2 separate regions of the Homo sapiens genome follow, and region 2 is linked to region 1. Evidence: chromatin loops called from intact Hi-C (ENCODE). Cell type or tissue: A673. All regions are shown on one strand.

What was found. Hi-C counts contacts between places; a loop is a spot of excess contacts. Peaks named below come from ENCODE experiments on the same cell type or tissue, not always from the same donor. Only the 100,000 strongest peaks of a DNase experiment are listed, where the experiment ranks them.
Region 2: a loop joins it to region 1, with 30 times the contacts of the local background. A loop is called at or near these places in 1 of 110 quality-filtered maps.

Annotation. Positions count from the first base shown.
Region 1 is chr6:141,634,289-141,636,788 of GRCh38, reverse strand. It overlaps the pseudogene RPS3AP23. Among named protein-coding and RNA genes, the nearest start is that of GJE1, 500 kb to the left of the region's middle. In A673, no CTCF peak of the experiment used is centred here; DNase peaks (open chromatin) are centred at 958, 1,688 and 2,108; H3K27ac peaks cover 2,500 bases.
Region 2 is chr6:140,285,054-140,287,553 of GRCh38, reverse strand. No RefSeq gene overlaps it. Among named protein-coding and RNA genes, the nearest start is that of MIR3668, 81 kb to the right of the region's middle. In A673, no CTCF peak of the experiment used is centred here; DNase peaks (open chromatin) are centred at 673, 1,063, 1,783 and 1,903; H3K27ac peaks cover 2,327 bases.

The DNA of each region.
Region 1 (2,500 bases):
ACACACTGGGGCCTGTTGTGGGGTAGGGGGAGGGGGGAGAGATAGCATTAGGTGATATACCTAATGTTAAGTGACGAGTTAATGGGTGCAGCACACCAGCATGGTACATGTATACGTATGTAACTAACCTGCACGTTGTGCACATGTACCCTAAAACTTAAAGTATAATAAAAAAAAGAAGTGGCAGAGAATAATATAGTTCTTCATCCAACATACACTGAGTTCTAAAAGATCTATGTAGTTTCCTGTTTTTAAGATTATAGATTGGGTTGAGGAATGGTTATAAAATGTGGCAAAAAGGGAGCCAAGAAAGTGATCAATTTTCTAACAAAGATTGGTATGACGTAAAAACACAAGCTATGTTCAGTGTAACTAATATTGGGAAAACACTAGTCATAAAAACTCAAGGATACGGAATCACATCTTATGGTCTCAAGTATGATTGCACCTGATGGCCTCAAGTGATGTGTTTTGCAAGTGAGATTTGCTGATCCAAGGATGATTAAGTTGCTTTTATAAAATTCAAATTACTTAATGAGGATGTTCCGAAAAAAACCGCCTGATCATCTTCTATGACACAGATCTTACCCATGAGAAGTGACCTCCATTATCAATTTTTAAAAAATGACAGACCATTTTGAAGCTGATGTTGATGTTAAGACTACCAATGATTATTTGCTTCATCTCTTCAGTGCTGGTTTTACTAAGAATTGCAACAATCAAATTTGAAAGTCCTCTTATGCTCAGCACACACAGATTCATCAAATCCGGAAGAAGAAGATGGAAATCATGATCCAAGAGGAGCAGGCAAGTGCCTTGAAAAAAGTGGTTAATAAATTAATTGCAGAAAGCAGTGGAAAATACCTAGAAAAGTTTGCAATCCATTTATTCTCTCCATGATGTCTCCTATAAAATAGAAAACATGTTGAGGAAGCCGAAGTTCAAGAATTGGGAAAACTCTTGAAGCTTTATAGAAAAGCAGTAATTTTGAAATGCTACTGAGAATGAGACAGGGGCTAAAGTTGAATGACTTGATGGATTTGAGTCAGCGGTCCAAGAGTCTGCTTAAAATTCAGATTTTTATTAGAGACAAATGAAGAGTTTTATTTAAGAAAGAAGGAAAGAAAGAAAGGAAGGAAGGAAGGAAGGAAGGAAGGAAGGAAGGAAGGAAGGAAGGAAGGAAGGAAGGAAGGAAGGAAGGAAGGAATCCTGTTTGGGAAAAAGACTTGAACTTAAGAGCACACATTCTTTTAAAATAATCCTTAGAAAATGAGAGTTACGTCTTTCAAATGATTACAAAATCCGGATTTAAACAAATAAAAAGTTGTGACTTACTTTCCAATTCCTCGAGTAAATTTTATAAGCAAAACATTTTATTTTAATTTAATTGTGTTTATTCATGTTTTCTGTAGTAATTCTCCATATTGGTTAAAAAAATCCTCACTATTTAGTGAGACTGTCTCCTATATTGACCCCAAGTATTCTACAGTTTTGCATTTTACTTTTCCATTTTAAAACTATCTCTAATTTATTTATAGGTGATAAGAAAAGAAACTTAAATTATTTTTGTTCCAGTTTTCAAATATGCCTGTGTGTATATGTACATACATACAAGGAGCCTTTAAGAAGTTTATGGAAAGTGTGTATGATGAAAAATCTATACGTGGATTTCAAAAATTTTTGCACCAAAATAAACTTGCACTAACTTGTTATACCATGTCTGAACAGGATCACAGGATCTAGTTTGAGGTACTAAGAAAGATAAGACATCAGTTTGAAAAAAGTCCCTATCAGAGCAACATGAATTCTGCTAAAATTGAAGCAGGAACAAATGTCAATATTATAATGGAGCTTGGGTGGAAGGAATGATGAATTTATTGATACTTTATTAAAAGTTTAAAGAACAATACCCCAAAGAAATAAACAGTTTACAAATAAATAACTTGTTTTAAGAAGGGATGAGAAAATGTAGAAGTTGAAGCTGGCAGTGGCAGACCATCCACATCAATTTGCAAGAAAATATTAATATCATCTGTGCCCTAATGGAAGAAGACCAGTGATTAACAGGAGAAACAATAGACATCATACACATTTCCATTTGTTCAGCTTACACAATTCTGACAGAAATGTTAAAGTTGAACAAAGTTTCTACTTGATGAGTGCCATAATTGTTATTCCCTGATTAGCTGCAGAAAGGAACAAAGCTGATGCAAAACAAGTAAGATCGAGATTCTGAAGCCTTTCTCAGAAGAATTGTAAAAGGAGATGAAACGTGGCTTTACCAGTATGATTCTGATGACAGTACATTGAAAGCAGTGACTACCAAGAGGTGGAAGTGGTTCAGTCAAAGCAAAAGCAGTTTGGTCAAGAGTAAAGTCATGGCAAAATTTTGGGTGGATGTTTAAGACATTTTGCTTGTTGACTTTTGGAAGAGCCAAAGAATGATAACATCTGCTTGTTGTGAGATATGCTCATCTCTCATCTGCTTATTTGAGAAAGT
Region 2 (2,500 bases), 1.3 Mb after region 1:
AATTTCCTACAAAATAAACATTCTTTTGTTTACCTTACAACTTAACATGAAATATGCACCAGCGTATCTTTAAAAAATATCTCCTGTGTAGGGTCATACTTACACAAAGAGGATGTTTTCTATGGAATGTCAGTCCCAGAAGGCAAGCTGCAATGATCTGGGAGGATCAAATATTGGAGGAGCGGGGAAGATAATAAAGCAATCGTATTTTGTCAGTCTCCTTGTGCTCACTCAAGAGTTTATTATAGCCTCGATGACACACTTAAATCAAATATTTTCTAAACCAAAAAACACATTACTGGATTTTTTAAGTGCTTGATTTTTAAATCATGTTTGTGGATTTTAGAAGGTTCATAAATTCTCTTAAATTGCATTTAAAATTTATTTTTGTATCTGTGTATATGCTTTTTGAGTTTTTGTTTGTTCCTGGGAAAATAATTCTTCATTCTTTTCAAAGAAGTTCAGAATCACTACTTCGGAAAGTATCAAGAGGTATTCACATTGTACACTGCCAAAAGATTAGCATTGCATTAGAAGATATCCAGAATATGGCAAGAACAGTATGTATGGGAGAGCTGGCATAATGGTCGTGTAGGCAATTATCCAGAGTCTGAACACAATCTTTCAATGCCTGAGCCACAGAAAAAATAAATGTAATGATGGTAGGCATTATGTAATGGTCCCTATCACACACACACTCACACACACACACAAACACACACACACATACGATAAGAATCATTTTACATATGTCCTTCTTTTCCTGTCCTTTTATCCATAAGTGTTAGATTAAGTTATAGTATGTGTAGGGCTTATATTGTGATACCCAGTGATCAATTTATTTCTGTACCGTAACGGTCTTGGAAATTACATTTGAAAAATATCAAATTAATTTTAGATAAAATAATGCTTAAGATAAAAGGACCCTTTATACCTTCAATAATTTATGACATAGTTGGATAACATCTACTTAGGATGGTGCTGCATGCTTGATGGAGGCTTAGAAATAGCTTGTTCAGCCATGTGGGAGGTTGAAGTAGGAGAACTGCTTGAACCCAGAAGTTTGACGCTGCAGTGAGTTATGATCACACCACTGCACTACAGCATGGATGACAAGTGAGACCTTGTGGAAGGAAGGAAGGAAGGGAGGGAGGGAGGGAGGGAGGGAGGAAGAAAGGAAGGAAGGAAGGAAGGAAGGAAGGAAGGAAGGAAGGAAGGAAGGAAGGAAGGAAGGAAATAAGAGAGAAATAAAAGAGAAAAAGAAAAAGAAAGCAAGCTTGTTCAATTTCCCAAGAATTATGCTTTTATTCTAAAACATACAGAGCCCAATAAATAACAGACACTGCTCTCAGTCTGAGTTCTAAACCATTTGTTAAATGATAAAAAGAATTCATATGTATAAAGAGCAAAATATCATTGATTACCAGTGAAAATTTGGTAATCAATTAGGTAAAAAAAAAATTAGGTAAAAATATAGGGCATAGCAAAGATGTATGTTGTAACAGTGGACTTTCTAATATCAAATGGCATAATTTGATAGACATTTCCCCCACTGTACTCCCAATCACAGGCAATGCTATAAAATCCCTCCACAACTCCCTTGTTTATGAAGCATTACAATTAAGGCATGGTGTTGCAGTACAGAATCTGTGTTAGTTAAGCTGAAGGGAGGGAGAAAAAGACTGTACACTCTTTATCCTCCTAACTCATCAGTAAAGTAACTCTCTTTTCCTTCCCTGGAAGAAGCCAGGAGTGTTACAGAAATGTAGACCCCTCTACATGAAGGGAAACGTGTGTGGTAACAGTGTTGTCTTCTTACAAGAAAGGGTCTTATGAGCTCAGAGGCTATTTGTTAGCACCAATCCATGAAGAGATGGGGTTACCAACACAGCTGTAGATCCTAGCTGTGCCTTCTCCCAGCACATTATTTCCCAAATATTTGTGGTAGCAGGAAGAGGAGGAAGCAACTCTAACCCCAGAGCAGCTGAGTTAGCTACAATCACCAAGTACAGCCACGTCTCCTGGGTTTTGAATGATTTGAGAGAGCAGCTGCTATCTTATTCTAACATTGGTATAAGAACATGGGTTTAAGGGAAAATCAAGCAGGTTTTCTTCTTTTTAATTCTCTAAAAAGACCTTGTAGCTAACATCTTCCTAAGCTTCAAGTAAGGGGGAGGGGAATTATGTCCTTCAAATTGAATTAAAAATAGTGGATTATTGATCTTCCTATAAACATTTTTCTAATATTTGAAAATATCTGCCATTTTCCATCATAATGTTTAACCTGAGCATTGCTTCTTACATTTGAACCTATGACTTTATTGTTCTTCCTTGGTTACCAAAGTGAACAAATTTTCTTTTTCCTTATCAGCTCAAAAAAATAGTAATTTACAGGCTTGTAGATTGCTATCACGTATCCTGTAGATATCTACTTCCTATGCTCATATCATTTTATGTTGTACTTTCTGTGGTCATAAGAGGTCATATAAACTTTGTTAAG